2 separate regions of the Homo sapiens genome follow, and region 2 is linked to region 1. A link is a loop called in an ENCODE intact Hi-C map of the cell type or tissue named here. Cell type or tissue: IMR-90. All regions are shown on one strand. Each heading gives the region's core, and the rest is flanking DNA. Links, peaks and the distances in the headings are about the cores only. Region 1 has its middle 170 kb from the start of QKI. Region 2 has its middle 450 kb from the start of QKI.

What was found. Hi-C counts contacts between places; a loop is a spot of excess contacts. Peaks named below come from ENCODE experiments on the same cell type or tissue, not always from the same donor. Only the 100,000 strongest peaks of a DNase experiment are listed, where the experiment ranks them.
Region 2: it touches region 1 in a loop (2.1-fold over the local background); 1 of 110 quality-filtered maps calls a loop at or near these places.

Annotation. Positions count from the first base shown.
Region 1 is chr6:163,584,008-163,588,407 of GRCh38, forward strand. No RefSeq gene overlaps it. Among named protein-coding and RNA genes, the nearest start is that of QKI, 170 kb to the left of the region's middle. RefSeq lists an enhancer at 3,425-4,400. In IMR-90, for the core only: no CTCF peak of the experiment used is centred there; a DNase peak (open chromatin) is centred at 2,024; H3K27ac peaks cover 258 bases.
Region 2 is chr6:163,859,320-163,863,654 of GRCh38, forward strand. No RefSeq gene overlaps it. Among named protein-coding and RNA genes, the nearest start is that of QKI, 450 kb to the left of the region's middle. In IMR-90, for the core only: no CTCF peak of the experiment used is centred there; DNase peaks (open chromatin) are centred at 1,082 and 1,682; H3K4me3 peaks cover 482 bases; H3K27ac peaks cover 1,115 bases.

The DNA.
Region 1 (4,400 bases), core at 307-4,306:
AATCATATTTGAATGGGTGACTGGGGTCAACTGATGAGGCTGCTCATAGCTGGAGGCAGCCGCTCAGGGCTTAGCAGCAGACTGAACATTTCAGATGCATTTGGAATCCATTCCCTTCGTGCCAGAGCTGGGGAATGGGACAGCAGGACCCCCGCCACTCTGTGGAAAGGTAGCATCAGAGGTGACTGCACCAAAGTTGAATATAGTTGTAAAGCTGGGATTGTTCCCTATTACTGTATAGAACAATATGACAAATGTCACGTATTTCATTACTTAAGATTACAAACTATTTTAGTGACTAGGAAGTGATGCTAATCTATATCTTTTTTCTATCAAGACATAAGGTACTATCTACGAGATGTGAGTTTTAGTCTTCTTGGTATCCAACGTGTAAGTTCCATTCATAAATCATCATTCACCTACTTAATGACTCATAGCAGTAGAACATTTTATCAAGAGTTGACCTCTGGAAAATCATTTTACACCACTGTACACATTGATGAGAAAGCTATAGCGTACTGAAGATTTAGAACATTCTGAGTGTAGTAAGACGAGTGTTTTTTCTCCCTTTGACTGGCAGTGATAATGTTCACGTTATCAGGTATTTGAAGGACTATTTGGGTCAACTAATTATTTGATCCCTACCTACTACAAATCTCCTTTTCAAGGGATATGGATTATGGATTGGAGATTTCCACTTGGTATCAATGATGCTGAAATAACTAGGGTTTTTTTTTTCTTTTTTCCCTAGTAACTTCATTTACCATTGAATTTTGTGGGATTTCAGTTTATTTGAAGCTAGCATTATCTGATTCTCTTCCCGCAGAACTTAGTTCCCTATGGATTATATGACCTGGCATAGTAATCAGGGGGGTTCTTATTTCACTCTATTCAATGTTCTGTCGACTGACAATTTATTTAGTCCTAGTGGAGGCATTCATACTAATGCTTTCATCACACAACTGTGACTCTGCTGGGCCTGTGCACTTTAAAATCCAACTTACATCCAACGTGGGTTTCTCCAAATGGTGTAGCGGCTATCTAAACATAACTGAAATTTCTACTATTAGAACACTATATCACATCTAAATTGAGGCTTAGACCACAAACTTTTGTTTATTTAACCCAAAAATCATTCATAACAATAATTACTAGGGAATACAAATGCCTGTTCTCTAAAACAAAATTTAAAAACCATCTTACTGCTAATATTTGAAATTACTTACAGAATACTAAAAAAGCACACTACCAAATACGTGTCTCACAATTTTTGCCTTAAAAAGTTTTCGGGCTTCTAGTGGGAGTCCTACAGTTGTTTTAACAACAACAAAAATCAATTGATCTTGACTTGCTTTCATTGATAAATCTTTGAAAAGTATAGACTTAGATTAGGACTGAGAGAATTGAAATACAGTGGCCCCTTCTTATATATAGGGGATACATTTTCAGACTCCCAGTGGATGACTGAAACCATAGATAGCACAGAACCTGATTACGTTATGTTTTTTCTTTTTTCTATTTTGAGACAGAGTCTCACTGCTGGTGCAATCTCGGCTCACTGCAACCTCCACCTCCCGAATTCAAGCAATTCTCCTGCCTCAGACCCCCAAATAGCTGGGATTACAGGCATGTGCCACCACGCCCAGCTAATTTTTTGTATTTTTAGTAGAGACAGGGTTTCACCATGTTGGCCAGGCTGGTCTCGAACTCCTGTCCTCAAGTGATCCACCCGCCTCGGCCTCCCAAAGTGCTGGAATTACAAGCATGAGCCACCACACCCCGGCAATGTTTTTTCTTATATATTTGTACCTATGATAAGCTTTCACTTTTTCACTTAAAGGCAGCACTTACAATTCTCTTTGTCCCGTCTGAATTGCAAGCATCACTGCTCTTGCGCTTTGGGTCCATTATAAGTAAAATAAGGATGACTTGAACACAGGAAGTTAATCTGATAACTAAGACGGCTGCCAAGTGACTGCTGGGGGCCGGGGAGGTGTCTACAGCAAGGATATGCTGGACAGAGGGATGACTCATGTCCCAGGCGGAAAGGCACAAGATTTCATCACACTACTCAGAATAGCTTGAAATTTAAAACTTAAGAAAGGTTTATTTCTGGAACTGTCCATTTAATATTTTTCTAACATAGTTGACCTTAGGTAACCGAAACTTCAGAAAGGGAAATGTGAATAAGGGGGCACTATTGTAATCTAGCTTTAACCACTTTTCAGTAATCAAGAGGTGCACAGTATAGATTGAATGTGCATCACTCAGCACAAGGCGTCTAGTGAGAAACTGCAATGATGATGTCGATGACTTTACTGCGTGTGCTCTCCTGGGAATGATGGTCTTGGTTATCACTCAGAAACACTAGCAAACGGGGAAGTGAGGATCTTTAAGAAAAGCTGATTCTCACAATTCCTCTGGGGAGGTTTGTACCATGACTTAGAATCCTATCTCCCTATATATGATGTTTGGTTTTCTCCTCTACCTAGGAAGGGGAGAAGTACTTGAAGTTATCTTCTTGAGTTCTCAATTCCTAAGTCATACTTGGTAGTGTGATTTTGGCCATCAGTGTATGATTTTAAGTATTAGGAATAAGGCCCCACCACCACCCCAACACACTTTTAAATAATAAGACGTTCAGGCCAGGCATGGTGGCTCACGCCTGTAATCCCAGGCACTTTGGGAGGCCTGGCCTCACTTGAGGCCAGGAGTTCGAGACTAGCCTGGCCAACATGGCGAAACCCCATCTCTACTAAAAATACAAAAACTAACAAGGCATGGTGGTGGACGCCTGTAATCCCAGCTACTTGGGAGGCTGAGGCAGGAGAATCGCCTGAACCCGGGAGGCGGAGGTTGCAGTGAGCCAAGATCACGCCACTACACTCCAGCCTGGGCAACAGAGCAAAATTCCGCCAAAAAAACACAAAACAAACGAACAAAAACCAGGAGCTTGCCGTCTAGGCAGCAGCCCACAGAGCAGTAGCTCCCACACTCCAAGCCCCAGACCTGCCTGGAAAGACCTGGGAATAGACCTTGAAGATCTGAGGGTTTACCCTAGTGTGAAACCCCGTTCTGTGCCTGGCCACAGTTATGTCTGGAGGCCAGTGTGGCCAAATAGTAACATTTTAACCACAGGGAGTACAGACAGAAAGGGAGGCTTTCCCTCTGTGCGCCCCCCGGCTGCCCTTTCTCCTGTCCAGCAGAACAGGTTTGAGCTTTTATCATTATTCCAAAAAAATTAATATTTTTGAAGAAGTAGGAAAGTACTTGTACTTGTGAAACACTCAGAATTTCCAATTAGAAAGGCACATATTTAAGGTGCTGCATAAATTTTCTCATGTATCCATATTTCTCTGTCAGCATAACGCAGGCTCTCTGGAATATGGCTGCTTTCTCACTCTGGAGATTTTAGACAGGTAACTTCAACCTGAAACCTCAGGTCTCTCATCTATAAAATGGGGATAAAGTACCTATGTCACAGGGCTCCTAAGAGGGTCAACTGAGCTAATTAACGTAAACCTCTTAGCACATTGCCTGGAACTGGTGTGTGTTCAGTGAGTATGTGTCATTATTTTCCTCTATTGTTTCCTGTTGCTAAATTAAGAATGTGTATTTAGTCAAGGCACGGTGGTTCACGCCTGTAATCCAGCACTTCGGGAGACTGAGGCGGGTGGATCACTTGAGGTCAGGAGTTTGAGACCAGCCTGGCCAACATGGTGAAACCCAGTCTCTACTAAAAATACAAAAATTAGCTAGGCATGGTGGCATGCACCAGGAATCCCAGCTACTGAGGAGGCTGAGGCAGGAGAATTGGTTGAACCCAGGAGGTGGAGGTTGCAATGGGCCAACATCGTGCCACTGCACTCCAGCCTGGATGACAGAGTGAGACACTGTCTTAAAAAAAAGGGGGGGCGTATTTAATCTACCTGGAGTCATTGGGAAGTGAGTCATTTCCTGTCCTCTTTATAGCCTTGAAGATTTCATATGTCTTCTTAAGAAACTCATGTACTTTGGGGTGCCCATGTTACATGGTGAGTAAGATATTTTACACATTTTTGTACGATTAAAATAATGTGTGTACTTTATAAATAAGCTGTAGTTTTCCAGCAAAATCTAGCTAAACTCCTACCACAAATGTAACAGGCATATAAAATTGTGATTACCTAAAAAGTCACTACTATGCAATGATATTTAAACCTTATATGTCCTCATATTAAATTCTGCTTTGTACATTGAACTGCAGTTTATGTGACCTGAATATTTATTTCAAAGATAAACAGTACCTACACATTGCTCCAAGGGTTAGATTAGGGTGTTTATTCCCAGGCATTTTTTTCTGTTGTATTCGGATGAGACACAGACACGTCAGACAATTTCATCAGTAATGAACAGGAAAC
Region 2 (4,335 bases), core at 1-4,000, 280 kb after region 1:
TATAAACAAATACACCCACACACATTTACCTGGGCAACTGATTCAATGGATATCACTATTTATTGATATGTTCATATTGCTGGGGTCTTAGGACAAATTCTGAACCACTTGTCATGTTTGCCACTATTTTAACAAACAGGATAAATAGATAAATAATTGAATTGTTCTTTGAAGTATTTTCCTTGGATGAAATGTTATTACCTAGATAGTGCAGAGCCTCCGTGGATTCTTTCAGGCTTATTTATTTATTTTATAATGCCACTGCTACTGCCATAACAGGTGTGTTTGTGAAATAGTAAAATTGCAGTTAGACAAGTAGGTTAAGTAGATAACTGTCTTAGTGTGGCCTCCGAACTATAGCGAATGCTGCAATATCCAACACACCCAAGCAAAATCCAAATTTGTCAAGATGGAGGAAATTGGTAGCAATTGCATCAAATGCTCATTTATTTTTGTATCAAATGTAGTGTTGAGTGTTTTGCCCAAGATAAAGAAAACATCAGTACTAATGACTGACGTTAATCATTCTGTCATCTCTTTGATGCTCTCCTAGAAGAGGGAGAAATGCAAAATAAAATTTGTGCAGTTGTAACAAAAAAGCAAGTGCTTCATCTGAAGTTTTGTTCACCCAAGAAATATCCTGAAAGTTTCATTTAGCTGACTAAAGAGAAAATGTAGTAAATAACTAAAGGAAAATTACTAAGAAATGCTTAAAGAAGGCTTAGGTTAGCTGCTTGGGGACTAGCAAAATAGCAATTAAGTTTATAGAATGAAGGGATTAAAAGTAACGTGAATGAAAAGTAGAAGGAAATGAACTCCGTTCTAATCTCTAAAACTGGCTTAAATAAAATGCTCATTATAGGGTGGGTTTATGAGGCACACCAGAAGCTGCAAGGATTAGGATGCATGGATTTAAAAGCTAGGAATCTACTTTTGACGATGCTGACAAAATGCTATGAGTGGGTTCCTTTCTCGGGTGTCTCTCCAGGCTGTGCAGCAGGAATTCTATTTGAAACCAGGTTACTTTTCAGTTTTGTCATCAGTATTAAGAATTGTTTTCAACTGATGCATTCGTGGGTCAAAAACCACAAAAATCTGCATATATAGCTTATGTTTATTTTTAGAATTCTCTTCATATTAGAAAATTGTACCAAACAGGATACTGCAAAAATCATTCCTGAAATAGTTACTGCAATTTGGGAATGGAAAGTAAATGAATAACCAAATGTACCTCTAATCTTAACTGGAAGGCATTTCCATAATTGACGCTCCCAGAACCTTCTGTGAGTGATGGGCTTGAGAGCTGAGGGATTTGACTTGAAAAGGCTCTGACACTGAATGATTTATGGCCGTGTTCCTCCCTGAGCCAGCGCCCAGTATCTGCTCTGCACAGAACATGACCAGGGCTACAGGGAGCGGAAACCTCATTTAGTTATACAGGAAGCCTAAACGATGCGGCACTTCAAAGATCACTGGGATCTTAATGGGAAGCCGGCACTCCCCAGAGCAGCAAGTGAGGGCAGGAGGCCCCCAGGGAGGTGTTCTGGACCACGGTTTATCTGCTCCCAGGCTGGGGCGCTGCCTCCCAGAGATGGAACTATCTTGACTAAGCCTGGAGAAAGGATCCCCTTATCTGGCAAATGCTATTGCTTTCTGTGTGTAGCTGTTTTGTCGTCTTGAATATTTCATCACTCTGCAATCATCTTCCCTTTGGTTGGCTAAGCACTCTTATTAGGCAAACCCCTTGGTGCTGAAAGATCTGAAGCCTACTCACCACTCTGTAAAATCTTCATTTCTGGTATAGAGAGAAATTTCTGCCTTGTGAGAATATATTGGCCGCATGTGGCATAACTGAAACAACTTCAAAATTGGTGACGATTCTACCACTTCCAGAAATCAGTAATTGAATAGAGAGTAAAGCAATTAGACTAGCAGACACAACTGGATTCAATCATTTGATCATTGGATCATTGATAATTTGGAATATGTATTAAATCCAACACCGTCAGAACCAAGTTCATCTTTGTACAATCTGTAATAAGAGGACTTGCTCAGTGGATAAGCCAAGCTTACCTGGGGAATGGTTAAACGCCAAGGAAAGGAAAGGTTTTGAAGTACTCACGCAGCATCCATTCAGGTAGCAGAGCCTATATGAAATTCTGCTAGTGAATACTTTTTAAACTATGTCAGGATTATTTTGTTATCTAAGAGCTATGAAATTGTTTTTTCTTAAAGTTCGAATTAATGAAGTTTCACTGAATTAATAATAAAATCTATACCAGTTTTAGGCACACTTGTATAATGAACTTAAATAGTTTCTTATACCATCGAGATCAATTTTTAACAAAAAGAATGCATATTTGTCTCTCGTTTAGTCTGTTTTATCAAGGCGAGGCGCATAAATGGGCTCTTCCTCCTGCTGGTTTGCACAGCTCCTCTTTCTCTTCGACACCCCCACGTCCTGGCCAAGCAGATGGGCATCCCACACTTCCAGTCTCATTCCAAGATGCTGTAGGCCACATGGCAATCTTGCATTCTCCTGGCTTATGTGTTCCAGAAGTCTAGACACTTGGCAAAGGCCCTTCAAGTGTGGAAAAGTTACACGGGGGAAACGCCCTGAGTCAGAAATGGCTTCCCTTCTTCAGCTGAGATTTTTGTGGACTGAACTTGTGAGATGCAGCTGAAGTGAAGAAAGCCATGATGTTGGGAGGGTCCAGAGAGAGGCTCAGGGAAGTGTGAGGAGTGTGGGAGCAACAGAATATCCCTCTCCCCCGACCTGCCACCGGCCCTGCATCTGATTCCATAGAAGGAGCAACACTCTGGAGAGGGGATGGAGTGGACACTCTGGATGGAGGGGATGGAGGAGGGAGGAGGCATTGCCGGGAAGCATGTCCCCAGCGTGGCACAGAAACCAGGCACGAACCTGGTGCTTAGGGAGTCCGAGGAAGCAGAGGGAGCCTTCGGCCCTCAGGGGCAGGAAGATGACAATGAAGAGGGCTCAGTGGAGACTCCGGTGGATCAATGACTGAAGTTCACATGGGACAATCGATGGCACAGAAGATGGCCCTTTGGATAGAAAACATTAAAGATAAAAATCTAGCTCCCCACCCAACCCAGAAATAAAAGCTCTTTGCACTATGCGAGCCCTTGAAATCAGGACGCCACATGGGAAGACAGTTGAGGGTTCATTGATTTGTCTAAGCTGTAAAAACTTTAGCTGATATTAAGTTGTAAAAACTGTGATGGTTCTACATAAATATATCTATATTTTATATATATATTTCATATATATGTATTTCCTATTAGTTCTGTCCCCTAACAGAACCCTGACTAATACAGAAACATTCTTTTGAAAAATTACAATTCTTTACATCTGAGTTTTATGGGTTGAGATGCAGAAGTGTTAAAGATGCCTACAGTTGAGTGATTTCAAATAGACTACTGTGTTTCTGCCTTCATAGGAATTAAATTATGTCCCCACAAGTGATATGTTGGAGTCCGGAGACCCCAGAATGTGGTCAGAATGTGACTGTATTTGGAGACAGGGCCTTTGCAGAGGGAATCAGGTTACAATGAAGTCCTAATGAATGATGTGGCGGGGAGTCGGGGTGGGGTGGGGGTGGTATGTGTGTGTGTGTGCTTAATCCAGTGTGACTGGTGTCCTTGTAAAAAACAGAGAAAATTTAGATGATAGGGAAGAGAACCAGAACCGATGCTCCCTCGCAGCCTCAGAAGGAACCAACCCTGCAGACACCTTGATCTTGGACTTTGAGCTTCCAGAGCTGAGACAGTAAATTTCTGTTGTTCCGGCCAGGTTTTCAGGATTCACTGTTTTTCTCTGACTAGGTCACCAAATGAGGACTATTTATTTATTTATTTATTTATTTATTTATTTATTTTCCAGATGGAGTCTCACTCTGTCACCCAGGCTGGAGTGCAGTGGCGCGATCTCCGCTCACTTGCAACCTCTGCCTCCAGGGTTTAAGCGATTCTCCTGCCTCAGCCTCCCGAGTAGCTGGGATTATAGGTGCATGCCGCCACACCTGCCTAAGTTTTTTGTATTTTTGGTAGAAACGGGGTTTCATCGTATTGCCCAGGCTGGTCTCAAATTCCTGAGCTCAGGCAATCCACCCGCCTTGGCCTCCCAAAGTGCTGGGATTACAGGCATGAGCCACTATGCCCGGCTGAGGATGTATGATTTTTTGAATAACTGTCATTCGTCCACTCCACACTCATGGGGAGATAGAAGAGTGTTGCGGTCACAGCAATGGCAGAGCAGTTTTGTGGCTCAGGCTCCTTCCCCAATTTTGGGTTTCCCTGAGAGTCACATGGCTG